Regions from separate parts of the Mus musculus genome. Here all the other regions are linked to region 3. A link is a loop called in an ENCODE intact Hi-C map of the cell type or tissue named here. Cell type or tissue: left cerebral cortex. All regions are shown on one strand.

Region 1 (8,000 bases), 380 kb before region 3:
GGTGATCCCGCAGGGAGCTGGGGATGAAACCCTGACTTCACTCTTCTCTCCCTCCCTTCAGTGTCCTCACTGTTCTGCCCATAGGCTGAGCTCAGTTGATGGAACCCACTCAGTGTAGTGTGGAGAGAGACAAATAGACGACAGCCCCACACCACTGACTTCTTCCCTTTAGCTGTTAGACGTTATTTCTTCCATCATTTAAATATTTGAACTAGTAACTGAAGAGGTCAGCTCAGCTGCTAGAAAATTCCACCAGACTCCCCCTACCCCTTTTCTGGAAGAGACAGGTTAGAGAGCATGTAGGCCAGAAGGGAGAGGCTGAGTAAGCCCCTACTACCTCATTCCCTAAAGACCAATTAGTTTAAAGGGTGCATTGTTCTGCCAGTCATGTTGTGTCTACTTGCTGATGCTCTAGTCTTCCCCTGGAAACCATATAAAAACTGGCAGAACGGACTGCTGGGGTCACTGCCTCTTCTTCGGGTCTGGGACAACCCCAGTGCACTGGAACAATAAATTCCTCTTGGTTTTTTGCATCGATTCTGGCTCCATGTAGTTCACTCAGGGAATCCCCAGTAAGCTAAGGCTTGCCAGAGTCTTAACCACTGTATGACATAATATAAAAGTTTCCGTGCTAAAGAGTAGAATAATTCAAACAGTGTCTACACTAGAGAAGTCAAGTGTAACTCCTGATGATTGTATCTGTAGACAATACAGCCAGGCTGACCTTGAACTAAAGATGTCCTTCAGGTAGTCCGTCAGGATTTAATGTTTATGTTAAAATAAGCACATCTATCTTCTATGAAAATACTAATCCTCTGTTAGAGAAACAGCTAGCAGAGATTCTTTCCCATTCTCTGGGCTTCCTCTTCACTTGATGACCGCTTCTTCTGTTTTTAAGTTTTCTGCGTTCCCATTTGTCAATTGTTAGCTTTAAATCCTAGGCAAATGGACTCCTGTCAGGAAGCCTTTCCTATGCCTGTATCACGTAGGACACTACCTATGTTTTCTTTCAGCAGCTTTAGTGTTTCAGGTTTCACATTTCCATTTGGAGTTAGTTTTTGTGCAGGGTGTTAGATATGGGTCTAATTTCCTATGGCCATCTGTTCTTCCCGGCACCACTTGTTGAAGATGCTTTCTTTTCTCCAGCTTAGGTTTTTGGCATCCTTGTCAGATATTAATTGTCTGGAGTTACATGTGTTTGTGTGTGAGTCTTCACCATTAGCCTGTGTGCCTTTTGTATATTGTTTTTATTACTATGTCTCTGAAATACGTTGCTCTTTTTGTTCAGAATTATTTTTGTCTTTCTGGGGTCTTTTGTAGTTCCATATGAATTTTAGGATAGTTTTTCTATAACTGAAAAATGAGATGGAGATTTGATTGATGTCGTATTGAATCTGTAAATAGCTTGTGGTAAAATGGTCATTTCACAATATTAATTCTGCCAATCCATGAGTGGGCTGTCTTTTCATTTTCTAGTGTCTTTCTTTCTCTCTCTCTCTCTCTCTCTCTCTCTCTCTCTCTCTCTCTCTCTCTCTCTCTCTCTCTCTCTCTCTCTTAGTGGTTTAGAGTTTTCACTCTCGAGGTCCTTATCTGCTTGGTTAGGTTTATTTCTATCTTATTTTCTTTGATGCTATTGTGACTGGGAATGTGTCAATCTTTTTCTTTGTGTTTGTTGGTGGCATATAGCAAAGCTATGGCTTTGTGCAAGCTGATTCTGTATCCTGTCACATTGCTGGGTTTATCATTTTAGAAGTTTTCTGGTAGAAGTTTGGGGATCTCTAATGTATAGTATCATGACCTCTGCAGGTAGGGATGGTTTGACTTCATCCTTCCCTATTTCTATTTCTTTCATTTCCTTGTTTTGCCTTATTGTCCCAGCTACCACTTCAAGTATATTACTTAAAAGAAGTGGGGAGAGCGACATCCCCGACTCACTCGTGACTTAAGTAGAATTGCTTCAAACTTTTTTCCATTTATGATGATGTTGGCTATGGGTTTCTCATATATAGCTTTTGTTATGTTGCGATATATTCCCTCTAGTCTTAATTCTCTTAATAATTTTATTATGAAGGCATGTTGGCTATTGTCAAAGGATTTGTCTGTGTCTATTAAGCCCATTTATGTGGTTTATACATTTATTGACTTGCATATATTGAGACTTTCCAGCATTTCAGAGATAAAGCCAACTTGATTATAGTGAATGTATGTCTGCTTTCTGTTTGAAAGTATGTTATCAAACATTTTTAATCTCTTTATCAGGGATATTGGTTTAGAGTTTTCTTTTTGTTGCTGTGTCTTTATCAGGTTTTGATATTAGAACCACCTGACTTTACAAGAGTTTGAGAGTGCTCCTTCTGTTGCTGTCTTTTTAAATAGTTAAGAAGAACTGGCTGCAGACCTTTGAGTGGCTAGTAGAATTCTGCTGTGAATTCATGTGGCCCTAGCTTGCTTCTTCTTATCATCATCATCTCCATCATCTCAATTTCCTCACTTGAATTTTGGTGGTTTGGCTGAGTCCAGAAATCTATCAATTTCTTTAAAGTTTTCCAATTTACTGGAGAACAAATTTTTAAAGTATTCCCTTGGAATATTCTGAAAATATTTCCATCTTATATATATATATAATCTCATTGAGGTCAAAATTCTGATTTTGCCTAGGCATAGGCTGGCAAAACAGACTACTCCATGGGTATTTGTCAAACTGCAAATTTAGCTTTTAGCTGTGGTAACATTGAAGATAAAACATTTGTCAGTGATTTTAATAAGAGAAACAGTTAGCATAGAGATGAAATAGAGCAAATACAGGAGTTAATGTAGCTTAGCTGAGTGATTATGGCTGGAGGAGGGGAGAATTTAGGCTGGGAAGGTGAAAGCCACCTGTGACTCCGTCTCTCATTACTCCAGGAAGGATTGTGATGTTCTAGAATACTATAGAGTATTTCAGTGCACATAAGCAACTATGTAGATACCCCGGAATCCATCTTCTAAGTGCCAATCAAAAATATGCTGCCTGCCAATAATAAGTAGTGGGGACTTAGTCCTCTCCAGAGCCCATCGTAATGACTTTGTATCTATCATTCATTTCTTTATGAAAATGTGCATCGTGGTTGTACAGAAGAGGAAGCTGACGTACAGAATGATAAAGCATCTTACAGACAGTGGAGCTGTAATTGGACCCAGGTAGTTTAGTGCTGCTCTCCAGTCTTGATGCTTTTAAGAACTAAATATCTTATCAATATGTGTATACTTGTTAAATAAGAAAATATTTCATTTACTACGGTAACACACACACACATGGCATATGGCAAAATAACCATAGAGGCTAATAACCCTATAGTAGATCTCTCCCCATGCCTTCCCCTTCTCCAGTCATCTTCTTTAAAAGCCAAGGGTTTTGACTCTCAGCTTCCTTCTGGCATTAATTAGCCAACCCTCTTGCTTGCATCTTAGACATTGTCTGGGGGTGAGTTCTGGTCACTAGAGTTCTCGTCTTTCAGTACTTGGTGCATTTATTGTGTATACTTGTTTATTTCACAGACACTGCTTGTACTAAATGTATACTGTGTACCTCAGAGGCATCCCATATTTTAAAAGCTTATTACCCTTGCTTTTCATTTCCTGCAGGAATTGCTGTCCTGTACAACTTTTTTACTCCACAACTTTTTTACTCACATCAACTAATGTTTCAGTTGACTTCAGTTTTTCATTTCTGTATATCCCAAGATGAGTAGGTTGAACCTAAGTTCTAAGTTTTCTTTAGAGAACAGAGTCCTGTATGCTGTTTTATGGGATGGGGTTGGTTGGTACCTAGCATGGGGCTGAGACACCTAGTCACCCACCTCTGCTTTGTTCACCTCAGTCTTTCGACTTAAGATGCAGCTAGGGTCTTTTTAGTTTATTTTTGGGTAACTGTTACTTTTCTACTTCCAAAGTTGTGTACTATTGCTCTCCACTTTCTGATTGATTTCTTTTTTCAAAATGAAAATTCAAGGCTGGTTTCCCCTCAGTGTTAGATAAGTTTTGTGGCAGGGAGTGAAATTTCATAATTTTATTCCAAAACTTACTAGAGTTGAATAGCGGTTGTCGTTTTAGGTGTGTTGTTTCACTCTTTGCTTATATGCAAACAGTAGGGTAGGTAGCAACTGGAAATCATGTACTGTCTTTGGAATGCTTGTTAGCCTCCCTGTGACCTCTCAGTAATTCTCCTAGCACCACAGCAAAGTAGCATGGTGCAAAGACAGCCTGCAAGCAGTGGTTTATTTTAAAGAGACTCTGAAATAACCTCTATTCGCCGCTGCAGTCTTGCTGTTCTGTGGCCTGTGCTGGCTTTAAGTCACCTGCCCTTTGTTCTGCTGTAGTCCATTCAGCCTGCAGATGGCAGGATTGCTTTATTTGTATAGCAATTTTAAAGATGCATTTTATCAGTGAGTTCCGGCTTTGGAGCTGAGAGTACTGGGCAATTTTCTTTTGTCTTGGCCTGTTCATTTCATGGTTTTTGTGTGCTTAGGTTACAGTTCAGTAAATGGGGTAGAGTGTGCCACTTGGCTCTACTGTATGTCCTTAATTACTTTTGATATTGTAATGAGCTTAGGTCTACTTCATACTAATACCAGGAAGCAATTTGTTCTGCATTTGTATTTTAAGAGTTTGTTTATATTAATTTCTCTGTTGATCCAGTGACCTTTTAGAATGCTTGTATATGTTAAGAACTTAAATCTGTAATGTAATTGCTTTTGCTGAAATATGAGTTTTGTTGACAGGATAAAAACATACGTTAGAGAAAATAAATTAGATTCAGATTATTGTGCCACATTTAAAATTAAAGTCAGAATTTTACTGTAGGAAAATTGACAGAATAGATCTAAAAGAACTGAAAAATCACTCGAGTTTAGTGATAAATTGTTCATACAGCGCATATTATATATCAAGCAACAACGTTCCAATGTCATTTATTGTGGTGTTCTTATGAGACAGACAGTAAAACAGTTGTAATGGCTTGTGAGACATTTACTCTTAAAAGTTAATGTTTCAAAATAAAATACTAAAAGCACAACACCATAGTCATCTTAATATTTTTAATGTTTTATAATTTCTGTATATTGGCTCACTTGCCAACCAGTTTGAAATAATCTTAGCTGCTTTACAAAAATGAACAAGCAGTGAATCACTACAAAATATCAAATATGGTCAGGTGTTATTTTATGTAAACTCGTATAACCAGTTGAGCATATTTCGTCTGCTCACAGTTAGGAAGTGGATATTAGTAGGAAGTAGTTGGTGCACATCCCAGCCTTCTCAGTGGGACAGGAGTGTGGCATGTACTTCTCGCTGGCATGAAGAGGGGCTCTGTAAATACTATCTAAATCACCCGGAAAGGCTTAATCCCATTCCAGGGAGCCTCGTACAGCCACAAAGAGCAGGTAGTAGCTATGTGTAGGCCTGATACCTAAAGCCTCGTTTATGATCATATACTTTCTCTATCAAGAAAAAAAATACATTTGGGAAAGAAGTGTATAATGTTCCCGTCTACAGAGGATCTATTAGGACGAAACTGTACTCTTGTTAATAAGCTCATGGTTTGAAATGGCATTTCTGGCAGGAAGCCTGTGGTGTGATCAGAATGTATGTATGGCACATCTTACTCTCTGTAATAAGGCAGCACACTCAGTCAAGAGACAGCACTGAATAATGGCAACGTCCAGCATATCTTTGTTTGGGTTTTGTCACCTTCATGGAGAGTAAGGACAGTGATCTACTGCAGGGTTTTTAGATTTTATTGTCATCATTCAGGGAAGCAATTCCAGTAAAGGGTGTGAAGAGTGGTTACGATTTGTTTTACGTTTAAAATAAAAATTTTGGAGGTCTTGATGTTGTACTTTGGAAAATAATGCTTCCTAAATGCAGACATTTCATAATACAGTCTTTAATGTCAGGAGTAATGCAAATGTGAAGGTCTCTTGGTGGAGAGATTATCACAGGAGATTGATAATATGAATCATACAATGGCATCTGAGCCAAATGTAAAAATACAGGAGAGTCTATTTGAGAGAACTGATTTAATATTTGTCACAAATGGAGATGGGATTGTGGGAGCACTGTGTCCTTTTATTTCACCTCTCTGAAGTGCAATTCTATGTGGTAGATTAACATATGTGTGGTCATGACATGTTCTTTCTCATAATGCAAGGCTTGAGCTTTTTAATAACAGCAACATATTGAGACTTTTTAAAAAGCTGAGCTTTTAGATTGAGGCTGGCTTCTTATCTGTTTAGGAGTAAGAGTTTGTTGCCGTCCTAAACACATTTGTCTCTATGAGTTTAAAAAATAACTGTTGAGAGTTGCACTTGATAAGCATTCCTTAGCAGTTGTCTTCATTTGTTTAGTAAGCCATGAAAAGCAGTAATCAGCTCCATCACAATCCGAGATTTAAAAGCTCATTTTATTACTTGAAAATGTGTGTCGTGTATTAACTTCTGAACACGTGCCGAAAATTTTCATAACTACAAGAGTCCAATCATTGCAGTTTGGAATTGTACCATGTGTATGTGTGTTTGCTCTAAGTAGGCTCCCCTACGTCCACTTGATTTAATTAAGACTTTGATGGTCTCCTCATAGATAACAGTGTATTGAGGTGGTACAAAGACCTTTGCATCATTTCTACCTATCTAGAATCCTAATTCTTTTAGTGCACAAAGATTAGTTTGACTAAGAAAAACACTTTTAGAGCTGTTTTGTAGTTGTAGTTTATTTTAACTAGACTTCAGTTTGGAATTAAATGAGATTATTGGTGATAGTTAATGAAAGCCAGAGTAGACACGAGCGGAATGCCTCTGTTCTCCAGCCTCTTTGCTGATAACTTAGGAGTTAGGAGACCCATTGAATCTGTTTTCCCCTCATTTTTAAAATTAAAATTATTTACTTTATTTTGAATGTATAGAAGTTCTAACTGCATGTATGTCTGTGTACCACATTTATGCTTGTACCTCAGAGGCCAGAAGAGCTCCTCAATATTCTGGAACTAGAGTTACACATTGTTATAAGATATCATGTGAGTTTGGGACTCAAACCCTGGTCCTCTGGAAGAGCAGCAAGTGACGTACTAAGCTAGCTCACTAGCTCTCCAGCACATATTTATATCTGTTCTCTTGAGATAGCTTGAGATTAACTGCTCTCTAGTGCATTTGAAACACTCATCATCATTTGTAAAAGTGCTTTCTTAATGCTGCAGTTCTATATACCCGAGGTAAAGGTATATTAGGTATTTTGTTAGACTTATAAAATATATTCATGTGGAGTTGATACATCTGTGGTTGATCCGTCTGGTTTGTTGTGGTTGATCCCTAGGCTACCAGTAACCAGTAATTAATTGATGAGTTGCATTTAATGGACATTAAGGTACACAGAGACACAAAGTACCATAGCATAGTAGAAGCTAGCCTTAAGTTAGGCAGGAGGTCTGAACTACAGTCTTTTGATTGAAAATGTGAATGCTATACTAGGACATGTAGTTTAGACTCTCATTGTTGAGCCATTACAAGTGGCCATTCTACTTTTCTAGCTTTTTAAGACTGATGCCAACTGAAAGTCAGGTGACTAGAGATCAAATGAGTAGGTAGAGTCTAAACACTGATGGCTTGATTGGAATGGGGAATGCCTTAATATCCATGGACATCTGTGGGTGGACTTCTCAATCCAGCCCTGTATTTATTAGACTTTGGTCCTTTTGGTTGTGGGTGAGAGGTTGTGTGTGAATTGCTGCCTCAATCCTACAGAACCTTAGTGATTGGAACAGAAAGAATTGGACCTGCAGACCTTCCTTTGGAAGGAAATTGATTAGCACCCAGACCATGGAAGACCTGAGAAGACACACATTTTCCACTAACAAAAAAATTATTTTTTAAAGAAATGAAGACATTGTATAAGTGCTATTTCTGGTCTTTCAGAGAGAAGTGAAGAGCAGAGAGTTTTCCTGTGACTATTGTATACTTGAAAGGACTGAA
Region 2 (8,000 bases), 370 kb before region 3:
AAAGAATATAAGGGGCACTCTTAAAAAAGAAACAACAGCAACAGCGGAGGACTGGCTTGCTACTTACTGGGCCCTAAGCCTCTACAGTTAAATCTGCGGTAGGTGCTTCAAAACACAGACTGGTGGAACTGAATAGAAAATGGAGCAGTAAATACTCATGGATGTTTTAAGTGTGAAAACACACAGTATTATATTCATTGTTTGTGTTGTGCCAAGACTAAATTATCAATAAGTCAGATACTGTATAAAAATAAAAACATTTGTCACAAGTACTAGGAAAAAGCTTGATAGATTCTTATATAGCTGACAGTGTAATGAATTCTCTGCCTCTCAGAATCTATAGTCAAGAAGGCAGTAAGTGTTAAATTTGATGAAAAAGTTTTCGTAGAGCTTGAGAAACTGCTCAGCAGTTAAGCGTACTGACTCTTCCAGGAGATCCGGGTTTGAGTCCCAGTACCCAGATGGTAGCTCACAACTGCCAGTAACTGCAGTTCTGGGGATCTAGCACTTTCTCCTGGCCACCATGGGCACTAGGCACACACGCTGTATACGTGCATATGTACATGTCAAACACGTACACATAAGACAAAGTAATAACGATAGTAATAAATTTATATAACAGAAAAGATGGCAAGCCAAATAAAAAGAATCTAGTGATAAACTGAAAAAAACAGTATTTGTAGCATGTACCATAAAGCATGACTGATTATTCCTAAAAAAATCAATATATGACAGGTAAGTTACGGAAAAAAGATTCGGAATGACTCTTCAATATAGAGGGAAAAGATATTTAATCTAAAAAACACTAGCAAACAAGTACTATTTATATAAAACATTGTGTTTCAATATCATGGACAGAAATGTAGACGTTTGACCAGTTGACTAATGGATGGAGTGGTGGAAGTGAGTGCTCTCAAAGACTCAGAGTGCAAAGTAGTCTAAATGTCCCAGTGATACACTGGTAAAAATAAGACAGAAAGCACCACTTGTGAGGCTGTTTATTGCCTGTTTAGCAGAAAATGGAGGCAGCCCAGATGCTGGTCAGCATGAGCTGGGTGCTGTTGGTTAACTTTTAAAACGTCTGTAACTATAAAGAAGTGAGCAGTATCTCCTGTTAATGTGGAGAGATGTTCAGTGAAAAATAGCAGGGTAGAGACAATGGTAGAGTAAAGAGGCCCAGGCCTCAGTAGCCAAGGGCTGTAGGTAGAGTCAGTGGGAGAGCACTTGCTTAGCAGGTGAAAGACCATGGAATCAGCACCCAGAAAGGGATAAGAGAAAAGCTTAAAAATGGCAGTGGTTGTAATGGAGAGGACAGAATGGGGAGACAGAAAGGGTGGATGTCTCTGAATATAGATTTATTTTTCTCTTTGACATAGGACAAATACATATTTTGAGTGATCTTAAAACAAATTTAAAATGTGAAAGTGCCCTAATGTTGAGTCAAATTGAAATAGGTGAACATATATCTAGTTGCTGGTAAAGCTATTTTAAATGTCAATATATTTGCTTATAAATGCCTAATAGAGTCTAGCTGAAGGAGCTCCAAAAACAGTCGTGAGCTGTTAGGATGCGTGACTACATTATGATGGTTGGATTGGTAGTGTTAATGTCTGGCTCATATATGTATTTTATAGACTACATCAAAGGAATGGAGGTGGATGGATCGGGGTAGCCTGGACTTTGGTGTGGGTCACAGACAAAACAGATGAATAGTAGCAGAGAGTAAATAAAGACCCCGTGACAATAATTGTCAAGGTTTTTCCTGGAAAGGTGTAGAAACAAAGACCAACCCGCCATAAAGCATCCACACTCCAGTCTCTTAAGTCCCAGCTCCCACTGAAGTGAGTGGAACTCTGGAGATTGGCTACTGCTAGAGCAGGAACTATGCCTGTGTATCTAGAATATCCTGTTAGTTCAGAAAGCAAGGACATGATCCAAAACTTAAGAGGGAATTTTATAGACCAGGAGCCAAAGGTAGGGCTGTTTAAGGATCAGTAAGGACAATGACTGGTGTTCGAGTATACACAGAGTGTGTTTGAACCCTGAGTTCTCAGTACTGAAAACAAATAGTGGTTGAAAAACTTGAGAGGAAATGAACTAGGAAATGACCTCATTTTGAAACTAGTAATAGATGGAAAGACTCAGCTACTTCTCCCCATCTTTCCTCCAAACTGTAGCTGACGGTAATCAAATAATCAACGAGAAGAAATGTCTCCTTGTCAGCATACCTCAGCTGTTGCGTAGAAGTCATTCTAATGCCAGTGTATCACTGTTGTACAGTCTGTTATAAAGTAAGAGCTGTAGCTAGCGATTGTCCGGCTGCTAGCATCATGGTAAGAACGGCAGTCAGGCGGTCTGTGCTTCTTGGTGTTAATATACCTCACCTGTGGTGAAGTAGTCCTACCAGAAAAGAAACTGAATGTACTTCATTTAAGCCTGCCATGTTCCTGGATATCAGCAAGAAGTGGAACCTGTTTCAGGATGCATGAGGAATAGTCATCAAGCCACAGACTAGGGAATGCTACAGGCCAGCTTCTAGAACACATAATTTCGAGAGTGGCACGCAGACTATAACTGACTTGAGACTAAAGCTGGTGTGTAGACTTTACATTGACTATGAGCCAAGCAAACAGAAGACAAGTTTTGAAAGTGACTAGAATTTTAATGCTCTGAAGGGACCATTTTTTTTAGAAGTTTAGTGATGCTGCAGTTATCTTCAAGAGCTAGGACTTGGCATCATGCTATGTCTGTGACTGGGTTTGATGTAACACTGGTGGGAGCTCTGAGGTTAAGGACAGGAATAGATGCAACAAGACTGGCTATGAGTCTCTTGATGCTATGACTTCATTAACTTTCCTTGCCTCTTCTGTGTGTGTTTGAAATTTTGTTATACACACACACACACACATACATATATGTATGTATACACAAACATACTTTAGAAGTTGTTCTTAGTACCTTTGCAGTATACTCCAAACTAAGAAATCATTCTTTAGTTTTTCCAAATCACCAGATGAATTTGACTGTTGGTGCTTTTAAGTGATTAAAAATACTTGGTACAAACCTGTCTGTAAAGTTGTGCTTGTCAACTGTGTACAGCAGCCGTTTCACCGGACCACAAGGGTCTAGTATGAAAAGGGTTTAGAAAAAAAAAAAAAAAAAAAAAAAAAACAACCTGAAAATCCAGGCCAAAGAGGTGAGTGTGTTGTGGTTCTGTGTCAGAGAAGGAAAAGCTGTAACAGCAGTGTAAAGGAAGGTGGGAACGGCCCTCTGGGATCTGCTTTCCGTTTCTTTTTTCCATCTTTTGGTCACTGTTCCATTGGTACTAAGATATCCTACCGCAAGATTCACCACGTCTGTCCCCTCCAGATATTGTCCACTGGCCAGCATCTTATTACACATCTCTAACTATACTTTCATCCTCTTTATTCATGCTCCAAAGTGTTTAACTTTGAAGGAAAGAGGACAGATCTTTAGCCTGTATTCAGATCACTAGATATACTGAGAAGTTGTAGGCCAGCAGGTCCCTGCTCCCTGGTGTTTGTCTTGGGGGCGGATCAAGCAAGGGTTTAAGAAAGAACAGAAGGAGGAGCATGGGACTAGCTCTGGCCAGGACTTGGATGGTACCCCCATGTGATTGATGCAGTTAGCACAGGTGTCTTTAAAGCAAACACTACTGTTAAATGGTGCAATCTAGTGTTCACCAGATAGCATATGAAGCGTGTAGGGCACAGACGACTAGCTGACTAGTCCTTGGCAGACCTGTACATTTCCTCTTTTCCTGATAAGGATCCGCCCAGCAAGTACCTATGATTCTTAGAATGTCTCTTTATACAAATAAGGCATTCACGAACTTTAAACTCCAGCCAATGATTTTCATTTACCCTGAAAACTCTTTCCCACTCTCCAAAGTCCCTATATACCTGGGGTTCACCTGGAATAGACTGCATGCAATCAAGCCCACCCTGAATAAAGGTTTGTGTACAAGCTGAGATCCTCTAAGAGCTGTTTCATTGAAGATCATGGGAGAAGGCCGTTGTGTAAAGAACTGTAGCACTAAATTCCCCCAACCCCTGCCCACAAATCCTTCCATCCCCCTGGTGTGCCGGGGCATCAGGACACCCTAAAGGAAGGAAGCAGGGGATGCAGAACCACATTGCACCCCCCATCCCCAAAAAACCCACACCACAGATTTGTGAACTGCAGGATGAGCGTTTTCAGGCCACATAGGAAGGTAAAGCAGTGGGAGGTTAGAAAAAGAAGTTGGGACTGAGAAGAATAAAATGAGACATAGCCAATAAGACTGAGGAGAGGAGGGAAGACAACATATTCAAAGAAACAGTTGACAGTGCTTTCTAGGACTCTGGGAGGCATATAAACCAAAGCCAGTGCTTCACCGAAGAAGCACTTTAAGGACTAGCTCTGCATAGCTTCTGACATCGTTTAAAATAATTTCACAAAGTTGATGGAACTTAATCTTTTCAAGTCATTATTTAGGGGTGCCAACATCCTGCTGTAATGAATATGGAAATAGCCAAAGCTCTAAGTCATGAAGAGAAAAGGCTAAAATAGACTCCCATGGATCATATTACTTAGAAACGCAGAATTTTCTCAGCCATTGAAAATTATTTTAAAAAGTGCAATCTTCATAAGCTTTAAGGGCTCCTAAGAATCCGAGGCTTTGTAATTACAGCCACGTCAGACAGTCCTGCGAGTACATGTTTGTTGTGTGTTCGAAGCTAAGATGGTCAGAGTACAGCGAATCCTACCGCAAGATTCACCACGTCTGTCCACTGGGCTGCCCACCCTGGGAATGAGCTGACTGAGTGAAACTAAGTCTTGGCTTTAGAATTCTAGCAGGACACATCTTCATTTCATTTTCTAAGTTACAGAAAAGTAAGATAATAACATATAAGTTATCTCTGTCTTTTGAATGAGTCAGAATAGTAGCTTTGTATTCAATATTATATTTTATTTCAGTCTAAGAGTTGAATAAAACACCAAAAAATTAGAGAAGGTGCTTTGAAAACTCTAAGCTGTATCCACATATCCATTCTCTTGAAAGATGAGTTGAGCTGTAATTCCCCCCTTACTGAAAGTTTCCTATTTGGGGGTATATTTCAGTGTTTCCCACTTAAAGTGAACATAGTTTGTTATTTCTCAACCAAAAGTCAAGTGTATTTTAGAAGATTCGAGTTTCTCACTGTGTAAAAGTCTGTTCTCTGTGGAACAAAAGCAGACTGAGATGATGGTGCGCAGGCTGGCAGGGCAGGGATGGAGCAGGCAGTGAGTGGGAAATGTGACTGCTGAGAGTCTGCCCTTGTGCCTTGCCTTGCCTCACGTGACTGAGAACCATGAGTGTGTCACACCACTTTGATGTAAGATGTTTGACGATCTGTAACTAGTGTCATGTCATTCTGAAGGGCGTTGCATGCAGTGTGAGTAGGTGCCCCTGGGGTGCCTCTGGAGTCATCAGAGTGGAGTCAGCTGTCACAGAGGCCCTGGCTTCTGTTGTGTTTGGCCATGTGTCTGTGATGCTAAAGTGGAAACATTTGAAAAGTAAACTTCACAGTTTGTTCAGTACAGGACTATTTTGACAGTTTTATCGAGGTGATAATTTGCATACTGTAACAGTCAGTGATTTTCAGTACACTCTGACGTGACCGCCACCTCAGTTCAGTTGTAGAGCATTTCTCTCACGCCAGAGACACCCGCTGTCTGAGGTGGCCACTCCCTTCTCAGCATCCGCTCTCGCCAACCTGATGGTCCTACCTAGTGTTTCTCAACATTTCTTCTAGAACAGGGGAAAACAGGCTTTTCTGCCTGGCTTCTTTTATGGCTGCCATGACTCCCTGTAGCAATGACAGGCACATTTTCCGTATTCTTCATACAGATCTGACCACTCGCTGAACAGATAACAGCTGGCCATTCTCTACACACATCTTTGAAACATGTCTGGTCTCGTTCAGTAGAATAAAATTGTTGTGTAAGAGGCAGTTGGTTGCATTTAACACATTGCGGCTGACTGTGTTTGAGACATGTCGGAGATGGGGGAAGCCTCTGTGGGGCTCATCCTCAGTTGTGTCAGCTGCTTATCTGGACAAAGGACCAGGATGATGGTGCTGGCTTCGGCGCTGGGCAACGGCCTCTGCTCTGGTTCCTCCTTGGGCTCACACTCTTGTTCCAGGCCTGCACCACCTCCAACACTGACATGGACCAGGAGAAAATGGTGCAGGTAGCAGAGGAGCTGCCATCTTCTGCAGCCAGCCACGTGATGCTGAGGACCCACGGTGATCCTCAGCTAAGAACGACCCACTAGAACATAGACTGCTGGGCAGAGCTGAACCTTGTGTTGTAGGGTAGGCGTTCATAGTGCCTTCCGTTCTTACGTGTGTGCCTTGTACCTGAAAGTTTGCAGAGTGATCTGTTTACATGACAGAGTGCAGAGGAGGGAAGTAGGCATATATCTGCCACTTTATTTTTATGTAAACATAAAACGTATAGGTCCTTTTTTTTATATAGCTGCACATTTAAGTCTTTCTGAAAACTGGAAGGATAAATGACTTTGTGGAGATCATTTGTGTCTGGGATTGGCAGAGGCTTCTCATTGCTACTCTGCCAAGTAGCTCAGTGCTAATCTGTATTGGAGCCATGGGTTCGGATTTTGGGAGTCCTTACAGTCTCAAATGTCCTGGGTGCACTGCCAGTGATGACTGGTCAGCCTCAGTCTCCTGATCGTTACAGACAGTGCTTCCTCATGGAATAATTCTGTTTTAAACTCTGGTTCAACAAGTGACTGGTTTTTCTGTGTCCTGCTCTGTTCACGTGCCCTGGCTCCCTGAGCATGCTCATATTGCTGACACAGTCTTTATGCGAATAGAGAGAGATGTGGCTTTAGAAAGAAAAAGAATGTCTTTTCCAGACGTTACAAATGTGCTGCAAATCAAATGCTGGAACCAAGTAAATGGAAAGGACAGTTTTATGTTTCCTTATGAAGAACTAAGGATTTCTGAAGTCTCTGCCCCTCAAAGCATTTCCATCTAAAGTTAAGTGGGGAGCACTGGCTGAAACTTGGGTAATGGTAGAAGACACAAATTAAGTTCTCGTATTATGAAGGAGATTGTGACTAGTAAGTAGGAGCGAGCAGCAGTAGCAGCAAAGCATTTCCTGGTGTACTTTGGGGTTCTTTTTCCAAGTTAGCAGAGGAAACAGAAGTGTGTCAGTTGAGTAACTCAGAAACTTACATGACCGAAGTAAGTTTGTACATGTTTCTTAAAAAGTAGTTGAAATTTAAATGTGTGTGAAAAATAATACCACAGTATTTTTTTCTGTATGACCAGAGTTTATTGTCTGTGCGTCTAAGAAGTATTTGAAAAGTCGCCTAATCTAGTAAGTTCTCCCATTCCTCCAGCTGGAGCATTGGGTGGGGGGTTCTGCTGGAAATGGGCCTCTCCTGAAGCATCTGAGGAAGATGCACAAGGAGGGCAGGCTGGAGCAACAGCTCTCCTGCTGTTCGTGCCTCTCTGCAGCCTGGTCTCCATGGCTTCCCCTGCTCTGTGGTCTCAGGGCTCTCTGGCTGTGCACCTTCTTGCGTGGCTGGCGCACTGCCCACTCGTCTTCTCGGGGTTGGGGAGCTGTCCTCTTATCCTAGGGAGCTTCTCTTTCCTTCTAGATGAGTTAGAGGCCTCCTGGATATTCCCAGAGCATGCTGACTGCTGACCCTGCTGACTTTACTAGGGATGTAGGGAGTTCCTTGAGTCAGAAATTGAAACAGACAAACCCGGTCATGTTTCCCACGACTACATCCTTAGTGCACAACATGGTTGTCAATAAATTACTTGTTGGTCAGAACATCCTGTTGGAGACAAAGGAGGTAGGTACCTTTTAGATGTGTGATAAATACCGTCTAAAAGCTAAATTTACTTCATTAAAATATTAATATTAGTAGTCCTGAGCTCCTGTGACTGAGGAAAAATCACCTGGTTGTTCATTCTGGTACA
Region 3 (8,000 bases):
TATTGCTAAGCATAAGCTATCTCATGGGATTCAAGGACATGAAACAGAATGATAACAGAATCTGTCTTGTTAAATGTGATTTGCATCTGTGGTTGGGTTCTAATTAACAGTTAGAGCTGGGAATGTATTTTTGATGATACCATAATTTTATAGATATTTGAACTGCAAAGTAGAAGAAAGTCATTCATGTGCCAAATTTAGGATGAGCTTGGATGTCACAGGGGACATGGAAAATAGCCAACCTGGTCTGATCTCATCCTTGAGTTCCAAGAGGCTCTGAGAAGGAATGTATAGATAATGTAAATGTGCCTCCACCCTCCTGGATAAAAAGGACCCACTTACAGGACATCTGCACAACACATTGCCTTAAATCAAACCAGCAAGCACACATTGGATCCAAGAATCCTAAAAGAGTCTCAGAGGGCTTCTGCTTTCTGGCCTGTAGATTAAGGATATCAGCTCATCAAGCCATTGAAAACACTTGTCAGCTGGCTGGAGATGCCTACCTACATGCCAGGGTGGGACATTTATCAGCACCCTCATTTCCAAGTCTCCATCATAGAAGTTTGGACCCTTGTATGTTTGTCCCACTGGACAGCTAGCTATACAGAGACTTACAGTCATTGGGAACTTAAGATGATTTTAGACAATTAAGGTTCACTCTCCCACTAGAAGACTAGAGAAGAGGAGGCGGTTGGTGGTGATGATGGTGGTGGTCTTAAGAATGAGGAGTTGACCGTTTTAAAGTTCCAGTCAATGGTTTTCCCCATACCACAGGCGGCAGTTATCTGCTAGGTTGGAGGCATTAGCGTAGAGATTTCAGAAATATGTAGTTTATGCAAAAATAAGGCCAAGCGGGGTGGTGCTGATGATTCACCCATGGTAAGGTCATGGTAAGCTCCTACTCCATTTGAACAACATGACCCATAGGGACCCCACAGGGAGAGAGGGAGAAAATGAAATGCAAATCCCCTCCTTCCTTTCAAAATTGAGAGTCTTTCTAATACCAGTCAGTCTCCCTGCCAAGTTAAGAAAATGGGCAGCTTTTCCAGAACGCAGAATGAAGACAGCAGGTGCTCAGATTCCCTATCACGACAGGCTCGTGTCACATGAGTTCTCCCTGCAAGGAAAAAACTCATTGTTTGCCTCTTCCAATTGGCCAAACGGAGGCTCAGAAAGGTTGAGAGGTTGAGCCATGTGCCCAAGTTCCCAGCTCCTGGGCATCCAGCTCTAAAGCAAACGTGCCCTGCACTGCTCTGCTGCCTGCTCTCCCTTGGGCAGACGATTCTGCAGAGAGGATCCTGAGCAGCAGGTCTATGACCCACTACGGTCAGAATACCAGGTCCCCAGGAAGCCAGGGCAGCCAAGTCCTGTGCCGCTTTCTTTTCCCCACAGTTGTTCTTCAAAGCTGTGTCTTCTTTTTCTGGAGTTTCCTAGATTACCCGGCAATTCCTCAGTACAGAGCAGACAAATGTTCTCCTAAGAATTAGCCACAAGCCTCTTTTTATAGTTTTCTCTTTCAACATGGGGTCCACACGTGGCCTGGGTTGGTCCTAAACTCACTCTGCTGCCATAGCAGACTTTGAATTTTCTATCTCCTTGCTTTGGCTTCTGAATCCCTGGGAGGGCAAGCCTGTAACAGCAGGCTGACCTCAGACTCACTAAGTGGCTGAAGACGACCATGAACTTGTGATCCTCCTGCCTCCACCCCACAAGTGATGGGATCACAGCTTTGCACCACCATACTCAAGGATTTTTAAAATCTTGAGCCTGCAGGCTCTGTGGTTAAATCTCTATGTGGAACTGGTCTTAGCATAATATTTTTAAAAAGCAATAAAAAGCAAGGAACACACTTAAGCCTTAAAATAACAATTTTATTTGCTCTAGCTCACAAGCGTTTTCCTTTTTTTAATTCTTTCTGACAACAAGGTTTGCTTCTTCAATAGAGGGCCTTCAGTCTAAGGCTGCTGTCTCATCTCTCATCCTTCACTCTCATGCTGCATCCGAAATAAGGAAAGAAAAAACATGCCTTTTCTATTAGGGGTTAGAGAGATGGCTCAGTGGTTGGGGGCACTGACTGTTCTTGCAAAGGACCCGGGTTCAAATCCCAACACCCATGTGGCAGCTCACAACTATTTGTAACTCCAAGATCTGACACTCTCACATAGACATAAAAGCAGGGGAAATACCAATGCACATAAAAAAAAAGCTAAATAGATAAAAATGTGCATATATTAGCATAGACTCATTCTGTGAAATAATAGATTTTGCTTTTTAAACTAGATATTTATTCTAGATACCTTCAGACATTTTTACCAATGAAGTTCAGTACAAACCAGAATTCAACTTTGAAGAAATTATCCATGAAAAGACAAGCAAAAGCTGTTGATGGCTTCAAGCATGCTCTTTTGCAAGAATGGAGAAGAAAATTTAATATTTATTTTTAAAAATGGAAGCTGTGGGATGAGGAGCTGGGTCCGTATCTAAAGCACTTTCTGTGTATCTCTGATGAACACCTGACTGTGATGCCCAGCACACAGTAAAAAAATGATATAAAGAAACAGACTCGAGGGAGCAAAGACAGCTGACCCCAAGGGTGAACTACAGGCTCAGTGAGAGACACTGCTTCCAAAAACAAACAAAACAGGGCAGAAAAGAGTTGAGAAAGATATCTGATATGGGCCTATGCCCTCCAAATACACATGCACACCCATGTACTTACACCTGCCTATACACACACACACACAAACACACACATGAAATGAAACCAAAGTTGTACTCTATATTTTGAATGTCAACAGAAGCTGGGAATGGGGGCTTATGCCTGTAATCTCTGCACAAACGTTCCTGAAGTAGGATTGCCATGAGTCCACAGCCAGCCTGGGCTACGTAGGGAGTTACAAGCCAGCCTGGATACACAGAGACTCTGTGTCAAAGCCTTACCTCAAAAGACAGATACATCCTAAGAGATTTCATGAGCCCAATGCCAGAGGAGTATGAGGGGGAAATCATCTGAATAGCGATTGCTGGCACACGGAGGGACTTATGGGTGTGATCCTTCAAGTTCCTTGCCACTAATAAATGTTTTAACTTAAACCCATCTTATACATGTGAAAACTGAGGCTTGGAATGCTTACGTAAATTGTAGTAAAATTCTCTTGTCTGGGAAACTTAAACCCTTACTAAACTTCAATCTCTTTTATTGTTAAATAGAAACGAGGGGCAGGAATTTATTACTCAATCTGCCACACAAACACAGTGGCTTTCCTCTTCTATCGTCTTTCAGAATTAGAACATGAACTTGTTCCTGGTCAGCCAATTACTGGAGATGATGGCCTTAATCTGTGGGAGAGGGTTATCTAAGCAGGGGTGAGTCAAATCGTCAGAGGGACATCGAAAAGCAGCCAGCAGTATGCAGGGGGCCGGTTTAAACGACCTACTTCTGAAATCATGATTCAGACCTACCTTTTATGCAACTCCTAAATGCCAGGGGAACAAGGCCCTTAGCCAGCGAAGAGGAGCCAAGGTGAACGGCTGGTCCCTGCAGACCCGTTCCCCATAAGACGGAACAGCAAGGAGCACTGCTCAGCACAGTAACGACATTTTACCTCCTCCTGAAAACACCAAGTGTGCTTATTAACTGTGTGCTGGACAAAGCTCATTAATAATTCACTTTAGGATGATTGACAGGAGAGTGTTTGGCTGCCATGGTAACAACAGCAAGAAGAGCTGTTTGCTTGCTTTAAAACAACTATGTAGAGCATCTGGGATTCTTTTTTTTTTTTTTCATGAATGTTGAGTTCCTGAAGAGACTGTGCATGTGTGTGAGTGAGTGTGATAGTGATAGATGGAGAAGATATATCTTTAAACTGTAGTCTAGGAACTACTAAAGGGCAGGACATTATAACAGGGAAGGCAAGTGTCTTTCTCAGCTTCACACTGCACCCTTCTGGAAGGAAAAGGAAGTAACAGAAATGCATCCTATTACTGGATGAAATTAGCTATGTTTTTTATGAAACTTTAACCATATAAAGAAATCACATATAAAGCATGCGTAATGTTTTCCTTCATTTACTTAATATTTATTTCCAGTTCTATAAGTGCTTGTGTGTCGTGTGTGTCTTTGTGTGGGTGTGTGCACATGGGTGTCGATGTCCGTGGGAGCCAGAGGCATCGTAAGTCCTGGGGCAGGAGGCTGGGACCCTCCTGAGGGGGTGCTGGGACCTGAACTGCCTGTGTTCTAGCCATTTCTGACCTTATTGTTTATGGAACTACAAGATGACATTAGAGGCTCTTCTTTGCACCATTCTGGGTCCCGCTGGCCTCCCCCCATAGGAAGACAGATGCCTTCTTCGTGGTGAGCTGACAGGATAGGGACTGTGTTTCCCAGCACAGGACATGCCTGACGCTCCACATGTTTCTCAGCACGTGATGCTCCCAAGATGCTCAGAAATCAGGATCTCTACAGCCTTGGTTCCCTAGGATCAAATCTTTCAGGCCACACCTTTAGGCTCATGAACCTAAGTCACTGGTTGACTCAGTTTTCCATTAGGGTGTCTAGGAGGACAGTGAAGTGTATAGGAAGGGGCTATTCCGGCTGCCTTCAGCACTCCAGGTGTCAGTTTGTGTTCTGTCAAGAGTGACATTCACAGCTTGAGATGTTGATTTGTATTTTTAAATGGCCACTGTGACACTCGGTAACTGGTTTAGTTATACACATTCATTTGGACAGTGGGTAACACTGCCCCTACCCCAGCAGAGCCTGGAGTATGGGGTTGGGGGGAGAGAGCAACTGAGCCTCTCTTAAAACTCAGTAAACAACACAGAAATAACTTCTTAAGGAATTTCACACTTTTGCCACCAGGAGGAAAACATGTGATCTCTTTCTTACTGTGACCTCGAGCACACACTCGAGCACACACACACACACACAACACACACACACACACACACACACACACACACACACGTACATGTACCCTTGGATGTGAAGGAAGCAGCCCCTCCCTTTCCACATATGGGGTACACTGGTGCTTCCTTTTCCCTCATCCAAAAGCGCATGCTGCCTGTTTAGATATACTGTCTGTACAGCATATCACTGATAAAATTTAATTTCTCAGTAATGCACACTATAAGATCCACAGCAATAACTACAACAATACAGAGCAATCAGAAGAACATACTCTAATAAAGGGCTCTTCCCTCACCCTCAATCTGAGGAACAACTGTACTCTGATAGTTTGTTAACGGTTTTGTTTTGTTCTTGCTTTTGCAAGGAGATCCATCCTAGCACCACTCTCTTCCACAGTCTGGGGACCTGCACTTTGAGACGCACTAGCTGGAGCATGCTCTCAAACACTGTGTAAGGAGAGGAAACATGCTAGAGGTTGAAAGCACACAGAAGATTTTGAAAATAATACCAAAAATAGGTCAGGGGCTGGGGAGGCGTCCATCATGGTGGGTAGAGCACTCACTGAGCAAGCACGGGGACCAGCCTGTGGATCCCTAGAATCCACAGAAAAGCCAGGAGAGTGTGGTAGCCATTCTGTAATCCCAGCTCCGGAGGGAGAGACAAGGAACCACCTGGGGGGGGGGGCATTCAGGCTGGCCAGACTGTCCAAGACAGCAAGCTCTGTGTTCAGAGAGAGACCCTGCCTCGATATATAAGATGGAGTAGAGGAAGAGCCTCAAGCCTCTCCACATGGGCATACACAGCTGCACAGACATGTGCCGACACACAAGCAAGCACTCGTACACATACATATACGTCCCCCGGAGATAAAGCAAATAAAAATGCCCTGAGGTAGACAAAATACACTCTCGGAACTAAATTCATCTCTTCTTTCTTTTATCTTTACTACTATGGTTATGAGAAAAATCAATATTATGCATGTGACCCAACTGTATATCTATGAGAAAGAAATGATGTTTTTAATTGTCAGTTTTATATTCTGTGTACACAGTACTGGATTACATAATGACATTTCATGCAAGTCTATTTTATTGTTTGGTAGATTCCCTTCATAGCACCTCTCTCCCCCTTCTCACCCCCACCTCCTGTTACATTCCTTTATTCCCTGAGGTAGTTTTATTTCCACTTTTATGTTATGCATACAAAGATGTCTCTATATAAAATCTGGACACTACACTTGAGAACAAATACTCTATCTGTCTTTCTGAGACTGAATTCCTTTACTTAGCAAGGTTAGATCCAGTTGTATCCACAGCATCAGCCTACCATGGTCCAATATGGCCTGTCAACTGTTTATGTAAATGAAGTTCCCAGAAATCAACTTATCTGAGATTACTCATCTGGTCACCAGAAAACAGAATCAGAGTCTGTTTCAATACATACATGAACATGTGTTCAATACATACATGAACATCTGTTCAACACATACATGTTCAGGTACATACACAGACACACACATAGACACACACGGTTACTGGGTTACATACACAAATAAAACATTAGTCAGTCTCAGCAAGGCCTGAGACACCATTTCTACCTCAAGCACACTTTCCCAAAACTCTACTCACTCACCCTATCTAGATATTGGTGCAAAAAAAGTGCATGCCTCTAACTACCACCCACATAAGCACCAGCTACCCCAGAAAGAAAGGGGGACAGGTGTGGATTCCCCTAAAAGAGAATCAGATCTTCCAGAGAACTGAAGGGCGTAAATTGTTCTTCCACTTCAGGTAAAACTTCAGCATGCCTTCTCCTCAGCATGCCAGTAAATGCTGCCCTTTGGAGCACATTCTCTCCCTCTTTCACCCTCCTTGGTCAAAGTAGAAGATGTCTACACCCGTCCAGAGTCACATCAAGGATTTTCCTTGAGAGGTCTTGGTTTCTGTATTCAACCCTCAAATCTTAGGGCTTCAATCTCAGATATCTCAATTATTCAAAGTGACTTTGGAAACAGTGTATGGGAAAGGTTTTCTGGGCTGTTTTAAAAAGAGAGACTTGATAAGATAACAATATCTTATCAAGTAACAATTACTCATAACCCTGTGTGTGTGTGTGTGTGTGTGTGTGTGTGTGTGTACCTATACATGTACACATTAAACACAGTTCTCAAAGGGTGAATAGGATTATTTTTGCTTACATCTACTTTAATTTTTTTCTATTGTGAAAAGTCATTTGCTTGTATAATTTTTCTGTTCCTGGTTGGAAAGAGCTCTGTGAAGAGAGTCTGGGGGTAGGGGGAGGTGTTGAGTCCATTGCCAGGCTCCCACTGACTTCTATAGGAAGACACATGACATGACTTCAGGCTAGTATAAAAGTAAAACTGTGATGGGTTGAGGGTCAGTTGCAGAGGTTAGCTAGCCAGCTCTGAGCAAAAGAGAGTCTGCAGCGCCCCCCGGTGTCAGGGCAGTGGAAGTCCCAGGCACAGGCAGAAGAAGCAGGATTCTGCGCATCTCAGGAGAGCAGGCCCTGTGGGCAGCCCCGTGGAACAAACTAGGTTCCCAGTGCCAAGGAGCAGTTAAAGCCTTCTTGAGTTTGTTGTTCATATTTCTTCTTGCCAGATACGACATCTGAAAAGCCCATGTCCTGTCCTTTGGCGGCTCACAGAAAGGGCCCAATGTTCTCACACTCACTTTTTCCCCAAGAGAGCAGAGGGTCTTGGGAAAGCCTACTGAGGGGCTCCCCTGGTCCCTTCAGTGTCGGGACAGCCTTGGCGTCTGCAGAACCTCCTTCTCGAGAAGATTCAGAATCAGTGAGGTGCACACATATTTGCTTGGAGGGAGAGGGTAATAAATATATCATTGACAAGGGTTGAAAGCTGTTTACTTCTGGAGGGCTCAATTGTGCGTGTTTTGGGACAATAGAAGCATCATTGGGTTTAAGCAGTAATAAGCGATAAGTTAAATCAGCCACCTTTTCTAAGCACTTTTGTGTTCCAGCACAGGTCAAAATGACAGGTAGCTAGTATTTCATGCCCCAAGGCAGCCGCCATTACTCCTAATGTATAGTAACCTTATATGAGGAGCCTGCA

Evidence for each region. A loop is a pair of places that touch in the nucleus more often than their neighbours do. Peaks named below come from ENCODE experiments on the same cell type or tissue, not always from the same donor. Only the 100,000 strongest peaks of a DNase experiment are listed, where the experiment ranks them.
Region 1: it touches region 3 in a loop (2.9-fold over the local background); 15 of 42 quality-filtered maps call a loop at or near these places.
Region 2: it touches region 3 in a loop (2.2-fold over the local background); 10 of 42 quality-filtered maps call a loop at or near these places.

What each region holds. Positions count from the first base shown.
Region 1 is chr2:103,059,490-103,067,489 of GRCm38, reverse strand. All of the region lies in intron 1 of Pdhx (pyruvate dehydrogenase complex, component X), which reads left to right. Among named protein-coding and RNA genes, the nearest start is that of Pdhx, 10 kb to the left of the region's middle. In left cerebral cortex, a CTCF peak has its summit at 4,369 (motif pointing right); a DNase peak (open chromatin) is centred at 4,374.
Region 2 is chr2:103,050,141-103,058,140 of GRCm38, reverse strand. All of the region lies in intron 2 of Pdhx (pyruvate dehydrogenase complex, component X), which reads left to right. Among named protein-coding and RNA genes, the nearest start is that of Pdhx, 19 kb to the left of the region's middle. In left cerebral cortex, no CTCF peak of the experiment used is centred here; no DNase peak of the experiment used is centred here.
Region 3 is chr2:102,681,735-102,689,734 of GRCm38, reverse strand. All of the region lies in intron 1 of Slc1a2 (solute carrier family 1 (glial high affinity glutamate transporter), member 2), which reads right to left. LOC115489466 (a long non-coding RNA gene) reads right to left here. Exons shown (of 2, transcript XR_003953884.1): 2 at 7,129-8,000. Among named protein-coding and RNA genes, the nearest start is that of Slc1a2, 27 kb to the right of the region's middle. In left cerebral cortex, CTCF peaks have their summits at 3,968 and 7,377 (motif pointing left); DNase peaks (open chromatin) are centred at 1,085, 3,514, 4,002 and 7,392; H3K27ac peaks cover 3,132 bases.